Regions from separate parts of the Homo sapiens genome. Here region 2 is linked to region 1. Evidence: read pairs that join two places in POLR2A ChIA-PET (ENCODE). Cell type or tissue: OCI-LY7. All regions are shown on one strand.

What was found. ChIA-PET counts read pairs that join two places held together with the same protein. Peaks named below come from ENCODE experiments on the same cell type or tissue, not always from the same donor. Only the 100,000 strongest peaks of a DNase experiment are listed, where the experiment ranks them.
Region 2: POLR2A ChIA-PET joins it to region 1 with 6 read pairs; 2 of 35 experiments call an interaction of 5 or more read pairs at or near these places.

What each region holds. Positions count from the first base shown.
Region 1 is chr14:42,275,723-42,280,722 of GRCh38, reverse strand. No RefSeq gene overlaps it. Among named protein-coding and RNA genes, the nearest start is that of LRFN5, 670 kb to the right of the region's middle. In OCI-LY7, CTCF peaks have their summits at 2,548 and 2,751; a DNase peak (open chromatin) is centred at 2,682; H3K4me3 peaks cover 690 bases; H3K27ac peaks cover 663 bases.
Region 2 is chr14:42,378,871-42,383,870 of GRCh38, reverse strand. No RefSeq gene overlaps it. Among named protein-coding and RNA genes, the nearest start is that of LRFN5, 770 kb to the right of the region's middle. RefSeq lists enhancers at 4,128-4,671, 4,672-5,000. In OCI-LY7, no CTCF peak of the experiment used is centred here; no DNase peak of the experiment used is centred here.

The sequences.
Region 1 (5,000 bases):
GCTTCTGCACAGCAAAAGAAACTATCATCAGAGTGAACAGGCAACCTACAGAATGGGAGAAAAATTTTGCAGTCTATCCATCTGACAAAGGGTTAATATCCAGAATCTACAAAGGACTTAAACAAATTTACAAGAGAAAAACAAAAAAACCCATCAAAAATTGGGCAAAGGATATGAACAGACACTTCTCAAAAGAAGACATTTATGCAGCCAACAGACATGTGAAAAAATGCTCATCATCACTGGTCATCAGAGAAATGCAAATCAAAACCACAATCAGATACCATCTCATGCCAGTTAGAATGGCAATCATTAAAAAGGAAACAACAGATGCCGGAGAGGATGTGGAGAAATAGGAACGCTTTTACACTGTTGGTGAGAGTGTAAATTAGTTCAACCATTGTGGAAGACAGTGTGGCACTTCCTCAAGGATCTAGAACTAGAAATCCCATTTGACCCAGCGATCCCATTACTGGGTATATACTCAAAGGATTATAAATCATGCTACTATAAAGACACACGCACACGTTATGTTTACTGCGGCACTATTCACAATAGCAAAGACTTGGAACCAACCCCAATTCCCACCAATAATAGACCAGATAAAGAAAATGTGGCACATATACAGCATGGACTACTATGCAGCCATAAAAAAGGATGAGTTCATGTCCTTTGCAGGGACATGGATGGAGCTGGAAACCATCATTCTCAGGAAAATGTCACAAGGACAGAAAACCAAACACTGCATGTTTTCACTCATAAGTGGGAGTTGAACAATGGGAACACATGGACACAGGGAGGGGAGCATCACATACCAGGGCGTGATGGGGGGTGGGGGGCTGAGGGAGGGATAGTGTTAGGAAAAATACCTAATGTAAATGACAAGTTGATGGGTGCAGCAAACCAACATGGCACATGTATATCTATGTAAGATACCTGCAGGTTGTGCACATGTACCCTAGAACTTAAAGTATAATAAAAAAAGAAAAATTGTACCTTTTACTAGAAACATACAAAGTAATCATTTATTATCATATCTAATTTAATGGTTTGTGAATATATTGCTTATATTAAAGTTAGTGCTTTAGGAAATTTGGTTACAACATATTTAAATGTTTAAGAGTATTTATAGGCCGGGCACGGTGGCTCACGCCTGTAATCCCAGCACTTGGGAGGCCGAGGCAGGCAGATCACGAGGTCAGGAGATTGAGACCGTCCTGGCTAACACAGTGAAACCCTGTCTCTACTAAAAATACAAAAAAAATTAGCCAGGCGTGGTGGTGGGCGCCTGTAGTCCCAGCTACTCGGGAGGCTGAGGCAGGAGAATGGCGTGAACCCGGGAGGCGGAGCTTGCAGTAAGCCGAGATCACGCCACTGCACTCTAGCCTGGGCCACAGAGCGAGACTCTGTCTCCAAAAAAGAAAAGAGTATTTATAAAGTTTGTTCAGCTTTCTTCAGCTCCTGTTTCCAAGAGTTGGCTTGTCACTTTCACATAACCTAAGTATACAATAAAAAAGTGAGCTCCAGGCTGGGGACGGTGGCTCACGCCTGTAATCCCAGCACTTTGGGAGGGCAAGGCAGGTGGATCACGAGGTCAGGAGTTTGAGACCAGCCTGGCCAACGTGGTGAAACCCCATCTCTACTTAAAATTCAAAAATTAGCTGGGTGTGGTGGCAGGCACCTGTAATCCCAGTAACTCAGGAGGCTGAGGCAAGAGAATCATTTGAACCTGGGAGGCAGAGGTTGCAGTGAGGCAAGATTGCGCCACTGCACTCCAGCCTGGGCAATAGGACTCTGTCTCAAAAAAAAAAAAAAATGTGATTTCCATTCTTACCAGATGGTAAGTGTTGCCACTAATTTTAAAATGTATCTGTACTAATATATCTTTTTAAATCAGAATATACTACCATGCCAAAAAGTGAGTATAATAAAGTTTATATTCAGATTTCCTTTATGACATCAATAGTTTAGAAATGTTTGCATGTTATTATCTTCATTTTTTAAAGAAAGTGAAAATATATAAAGAGAGTGTTGTATAGCAGTGGAAATTTTTTGTATTCCTTTTCTCAAATATGTGGCAAGAAAAAAGGTACATCATTTAATAATTTAAATTTTTCCTTCAGAACAATATAGATTATTTATCTTATGATGAATACTGATGGGTGTCTTTATAGGTTTTAGTTCTACATGCTGTTGCTTAAAAGGCAGGACTTTCATGTATTGCATTCTTAAGCATTATGTGCATAATAGGATTTTCTTACAGAAATCTCTGTACCAACACCACGAAGTATTATATTATTATAGTGTTCAATTTACATTTAATTTAATGAGAAACTGCTTTTCCCATTTAACTTCGGTTTCAAATCTAATTTAGCATTTCTTGAATAGGATATATGCAGAATCCGTTTTTAGTAGAAATGGTAAAATAATTTTATTTTGCCATTCAGCATATTTGATTTCTTTAATTTTTACTCAAAAGACCTAAGAATACATCCTTAAAACCATAGCTTGATATATCACTTGATATCTAATGTTATGCTTTACTCTAAACCATTATTAAAAAATGTGTTTTGAGGCTAATATATATTTAGCTAAAATTGAAAGTGGAAGTGGAACTCATATGCAATGGCTGAAATGTCATCATGTTTCTCTCTCGGTTACTTCAATTATATGCACAGAGAGGACACCCAATTAATTTTATAGTAATTGTGTTTATTCGTTCATTTATTAAAACAACTATTGAGTGCCATCATGTGTAAGGTTAGTTGCAGCTTTGAGAACACTGGATACAAAGAAAAACTGTGTCTTTATGGAGCTGACAATCTAGAACTCCTAACTGAAGAAAGGTATACAAAATATTTTAATACTTTTTTTCTTCCCCTTTGGCCAATAATAATCTTATTAATAATCAGTACACATTTAGATAATTCTGTTTAGCTGATGAAAGCCTAGAGAATACAGAGAAAGATCTCTGAACTCCCAAAATCAAGCAGCTTAATATGTGTGCATTTTATCCTCCCAACCTATACATAATATTTTAGCACTCTGCATTCTTTATATTACGGTTCTACTAACATCTTTCCTTGCTCATCTCTAAGCAAAAATATAAGAATGTGATTTTGTTCTCATTAAAGCGTTATTTTTGGGAAATTACATACATTTAAAAACTGCCTCCAAATTTACACAAGATATTAGGACTTTTGATCGTTGTTACGTGTCTGCTCAAAAGTTGTAGTTTGCTGGGAGAGATATCAGTGTCAGAATAGGAAGGATTGTACTGTTTTTCCCTCCCATGGACACACTGATTTAACAAAAATGAAAGTACAAATACATTTCGTGAAAAATCCAGAAACTAGTTAGGTTATGAAACAAGTTGTATCAAAGCTGGTAGAAAAATTCACGACACCTCCTTTCCATAATTCATACCCTTGAAACAGCATCGTACAATTGAGAGAAATCGCATAGATCCTAGCTTCAGCCTGTATTGAAAAAGGCTTGAATTACACATTTAATGTTCAAACTTTTCTGGAGTCTTGTCAAAGGACTGGCTTCTATGTCCCTGATCTTGCAGCACTGATGACACCCAGCATACTCTAGATGCCTGGGGATCACTGAGAATAAAGATGGGAGTTTGAAATAGATGTATGTAGTTATCATAGCTCCTCCTTTGACTCAACACAGAGACAGAAGAAATAAAACTCAGTTCTCCGTTTCTCTCTAGGGAGGGAATGAGTTGGACCACATATCCAACATTTCCGCTATCCTATCACTGTCCAAGGGACTTATTTTTATCTTGCTTGTCTCATATCAATAATGACAGCCAGTATACTATAAACTTCTGGTAGCCACTAAGAACTAATAAGCAGTGTTTTAGATTAACAGGAAAGTTTGAGCAGCTCGGAGAATCTCTGAATGGGCTAATTGATGATGATATTCTCTATGAGACCAGTATGTAAAGATAGGGAGAGGTGGCTGTTTGTTTTGCATGTGCAGTTACCTACACAAAGAGTGAAGAAAAATGAAGAAAGAGAGACATATTTCCAAAACATAGGAACAAAATAAATCTCAAGAAATATAATCAAATGAAATAGACATATTATTTACCTGACAGTGAATTCACATTAATTGTCTGTTAAATCTAGTTTAGCCTAAACCCACCTCCTTACATATTTGAGTTCAGCTTAAAGACTTTTCTGTACATTGTGAACTATAACAAGTGGATGTGTAAACCATAGCTCACACCTGTGCCACTCTCTGAGTTTTGGCCAATCAAATGCTGCCAACTCTTCAAATTATGTTCAAATGTGGCAAATGCCAAGCTGTAACCAATCCAGTTGTTGCTGTACCTCACTTGTGTTTTCTGTATGTCACTTTCCTTTTGCTGTCCATAAATCTTCTCCACCACATGACTATGCTGGAGTCTTTCTGAATCTGCTGTGATTCTGGGAGCTGCCCAATTTGCAAATTGTTTATTGCTCAATTAAAGTCCTTTAAATTTAATTCAGCTAAAGTTTTTCTTTTTTTTTTATTATACTTTAAGTTTTATGGTACATGTGCACAACGTGCAGGTTTGTTACATATGTATATATGTGCCATGTAGGTGTGCTGCACCCATTAACTCGTCATTTAACATTAGGTATATCTCCTAATGCTCTCCCTCCCTCCTCCACCCACCCCACAACAGGCTCCAGTGTGTGATGTTCCCCTTCCTGTGTCCATGTGTTCTCATTGTTCAATTCCCACCTATGAGTGAGAACATGCAGTGTTTGGTTTTTTGTCCTTGTGATAGTTGGAAGTCAAATTGTCCCTGTTTGCAGATGACATGATTGTATATCTAGAAAACCCCATTGTCTCAGTCCAAAATCTCCTTAAGTTGATAAGCAACTTCAGCAAAGTCTCAGGATACAAAATCAATGTGCAAAAATCACAAGCATTCTTATACACCAATAACAGACAAACAGAGAGCCAAATCATGAGTGAACTCCCATTCACAATTGCTT
Region 2 (5,000 bases), 100 kb before region 1:
AATTCCCCATGAATCTCTTATGTTTGTTCATGTCTATAAATTAATAATTATTTGTTCAGATTCACTTAAATTCCAGATAGATAACAATTCAATTTCTAGATATATTTAGGGGTAGTATTCATAAAGATCTTTCCCTTTCTCTGTCAAATTTTGCTTAAAATCTAGGGTAGTAAAGATAATGCTTCTCTCCAGAAAGAGGATAGGCACGTTTTCCAGAAGCCCTTTTATAAGGTTCAGGGTTTCCTAAACTGGGTGATCCTTGGCTTTGACAAAAACCCATGGTGAGCCCAAGTCTGTCTCTGCCTTGCCTGAATGGAACTTGGCAGCTAGGAGAATCAATGCAAGCAAAAAACTGATGCTGCCTGCTGTGCCTTAAGTAAAAGTAATAAACTATCTAAATCCATATCTAGGCACATTGTGCCTAACAAGTCAAAGCTATGGAAATGTGACAAGATTTTATATATGTATGACTCCAAAAATTTTATGAAAAATAGAATTAAAAGATAAAACTAAAAATGTGTTTCATCTCTCAACATTAGCTCCATCACATTCAAAACACTTTTGTATGTAATGATGCCAGCCATTTAGTCCATCCTTAAAGAACTGAGGGTTCTGGGAATTTAATCATGTCAATGCAGTCTTTTTACATTAACTGAAGAAAAATGAATGCCCTTTAAATATTTTTTTAAGATTAGAAAACAATGAATTCAGAAAGAGCCAAATCAGGAATGTAAAGTGGATGCCTATGAATTCAGAAAGAGCCAAATCAGGAATGTAAAGTGGATGCCTAATTATTTTCCATCAAAACTCTGCAAAATTGCCCTTGTTTGATGAGAGGAATGAGAAGCAGGCTGGTCATGTTGAAGACTCTAGTGAATCTTTTCCAGGCAGTTTTCTGCTAAAACTTTGACTGACTTTCTCAAATTATTATCATAATAAACAGATGTTATATTCTTTAGCCCTGAAGAAAGACAAGTAAAATGCCTTGAGCATCCATCAAAATGATTGCCATGACCATTTACTCTGGACTGGTCTACTTTTGCTTTGACCGGACCATCTCCACTTCTAGGTAGCCATTGCTGACAATGATTGGGCTTTATCTCCTGATCACACTGTTAAAGCTGTTACATCTCCTGTTACAATTATTCCAAGAAATGCTTTAGGATGTTGATCCCACTTTTAAAATTTTCGTTGAAACCTCTGCTTTTGTCTACAGCTCCTCTGGGCACAATGGTTTTGGCACCTATTGAGTGGAAGCTTTGCTCAACTTAAATTTTTCAGTCTTGCCTGTGTAAGCTGAACCGATTTAAATGTCTATGATGTTGGCTATTGTTTCTGCTGTTAATCATTAGTCCTCTTCAACTAGCGCACAAACAAGATTAATTTTTTTCTCGCAAATTCATGTAGATGAATTTGAGATGTAGATTATGAAACCTGCTTCAGGTTTCATATTCAACATCATCTCATTTCTTCTTAAAAGAAGTTATGTATTTGTAAACTGTTGATTTCCTTGGAGCATGGTCTGCATCAAGTTTTCACACAGCTGCAATGATATTACCATTCTTCCCCTTAACGTCACCATAAGTTTAATATTTGTTGCTTTAATTTTAGTAATTTTCATTTCTCTCATAAGGGATCTTTTCAAACTAGTGTCTTATTCTTCTTAGTGCCTCAAACTAGATCCTATTCAGAAAGTAATAACAAATTTATTTTGTTGCACAAAATAACATGCATAATTTTTCATATACATATATTTTTATTGAACTTTTTGAATATCCCTCTCTCTCTTCCTCTCTCTCAATCCCTCAATATATATTTATAGATAGATAAATAGATATATATTCAAATATTAGATAAATATATATTGAAAAAGAAAGAGAGACAGAGTGAGATACAGAGACAGAGTGATAACCAGAGTTAGAGAAAACTGGAGAACCTTAACTAAAGGTCTGTATTAGTCCGTTCTTGCATTGCTACAAAGAAATACCTGAGACTGGATAATTTATAAGGAAAACAGGTTTAATTGGCTGATGGTTCTGCAGCCTGTACAAGAAGTATAACAGCTTCTGTCTCTGGGGAGTCCTCAGGAAACTTACAATCATGGTGGAAGGTGAAAGAGAAACAGGCATGTCTTACATGGCCGGAGCAGGAGGAAGAAAGACAGGGGAGAGGTGCTACACAGTTTTAAACAACTAGCTCTTTTGAGAATTCACTATACAGTACCAAGGAGGGATGATGCTAAACCATTTATGACAACTCTGTCCCTATGATCCAACCACCTCCCACCAGGCCCCACCTCCAACACTGGGGATTATATTTCAGCCTGAGATTTGAGTGGAGACACAGATCCCAACCATATCAAGATCCAAAAATTACTTTGGACAAAATGACAATTGGATCTAAATCAAGTATTTTTAGAATGAGATTCAAGACCACATTGGTCCAACTCGAAACTTGTGATATCACCTCCTCTGCCTCTTAATAAGATATTGAAGGTGTTGGTCAATGCCAAAAACTCTAAAATATCAGTAAGAAATGGAATGTTAAGATAAATTTAATAATGTTTCAAATTTATTTAGAATGTATTTCAAGTGAGTAATGTTTGTACTAATACAAGTAATAATGTTGATTAAGAATTCCCCAATTAGCTAATAAAAGCAAGCTGCATTATTCACTTCCTTATTCATAAACTTGTCAGTATCACTCAAGGTCTTCAGAGACATAAAACATTATGAATCAATATCAAAGTTTAAGATAAATAGGCATCACATAGTCACCTCACAAAAATATCAGCAACCCCTAAGGTATCAGTGTTTTTTGAGATTTTTACAGAAAGATAGTGTAGAAATAGAAAGAATTCTATCATCAGTGTTAATGTGTAGTCTACTAACATGTTAACATGCTATTTTTATAGAAATAGGTAAGATTGCACTTTTTCCCCAACATCTACAAAAAAATTAAAGCAAAGAATAGAGAATAATGCTATTTTCACAGTTTACATCATTCTAGTTCGATATTTCTGTGCTCACAGATGGTTGCTTTATATATCTGGATGTGGAATTAAGTAAGAATGAATTCCAAGGTAACAGAAGGGGTTGTCATTAACATTTCAAACAGTTGTTAAGTTGCCTAAAGATATTTTAGTGCTTTTCCTAATATTTTCACAATCAGATTTGCCCTCAAGTTTTTATCACTAGTATTGAAAACAAACTAATTTCAAAGGTGATAACTAAAACACTCAGTCTTACTTTTTATTTATTTTCTTTCTTTTTTAATTTTTTTTAAATTTTATTTTAAGTGCTAAGGTACTAGTGCAAAACGTGCAGTTTTGTTACATAGGTATACATGTGCCATGGTGGTTTGCTGCACCCATCAACCTGTCACCTGCATTAGGTATTTCTCCTAATGCTATATCCCTCCCCCAGACCCCCACCCACCAACAGGCCCCGGTGTGTGATATTCCCCTCCCTGTGTCCATGCGTTCTCATTGTTCAGCTCCCACTTAGGAGTGAGAACATGCGGTGTTTAGTTTTCTGTTCTTGTCTTAGTTTGCTGAGAATGATGGTTTCCAGCTTCATCCATGTCCCTGCAAAGATGGTTGATTTGACTTGAAAGATTCACTGAATGTTTTTGGAGAGGAGAGCTTAGGGAACTAAGTTTCTAGAGTGGCATATAATAAAAAGTTTTAAAATTATAATATATTATCTATGTAAAAGTGGTCATATTTTATCACTGTTTATGATTTGTAATTAAATGTGGTGCTTTGAAAGAATTGGTCATGGTGATCTTCAAGACATTTTGCTCTAGGTAACAATACTTTCTACCATTTGCTCAGTTCCTCAGTAAATTAATATTTGCAAAAGTAAATGTGTATATGTTTAAATGTCTTGCCTTGTATACTGCATAAATGAAAGAGAATCAAATGTGTAATGATCTGTCTCTAACTTCTGCTAAAACATATACTTTTTGGGAATGTATAAGGAGGAATTATGGGTGCCCAATCAACAAGTATCAGTTTTACTGACATCTCCAAAATGTTTTTCTGAGTGATAAGTCTGAGTACTCATGGAAATATACAAGAATGGCTTTCTCTATCAAACTTAAATGGTCAACCCAGAGGTGACTTCCAGGTTTTAGTATATTAAAACATGATATATAATTATTGGCTATGGAAAAAAGGATGAAATTATTTTGTATGACTCACTAAAGCAAATCATTAGAAACTTGCAGTGGGGTGCATGTTAGCCAGGTGCAGCAGGGTGTTAGCAGGTACCAGAGTGCCTGCCTCCATGAGGGCATTTTCTACAGTGGTGGAGGCAGCATAGCTTAGCAGGGCAGAGGTCACCTGCTGGCAACAGCTCATGCAGTCACACTGGTTGTGGTGTTACTACAGGGGTAGGACAGTGGGAAGCACGCTTCTGTGTGTTTTCTCTTTTTGCCACAGGTAGGCGTGGTCGCTCAGGAGAGGGGAGGGTTGGCTGCCCTTTGTGCCCAGTTTCACTCTTGCAGCAGTGTTGGCACAAGGGTGGGGTACTGGTGGGTGCAGGGCTGACTGGCTCTGTGCCCACCAAGGCTCTGACTGCAATAGTGGTCTGGTTGGAGGAGAATGGGTGAGTGCATTCCCATCACAGTAGTGGCAGGTCAGAGTGCACACACACACATGTGCGCTGGCAGGACAAGGAAGGCAAACCTCACCTGTGCATTCATGCACCAGTAAAGCAATGTGGGGCTTTGCCATGGGCCCAGGGAAAGCTTCAGTGTGGGGAGGGAGTGGGTAGGCTGGTGCGTGGCAGTGGGGGCTACCCTGCTGGAGCTTTCTGCCAGTCAAGCATAGTCTACCAGCACAGAAGCTGTCATGCATGCCCCCAGGGCATCTGAGGCTACCCTGTAAGAAGGCGTGGCTAGGCTGGGGTCCTGAGAGAAGCCAGTAGACCAACGGGTGCTCTGGATGGGTCAAACCACCCTGCTGAGTTCAGGTCCCACAATTCCCCTAGGGCTAA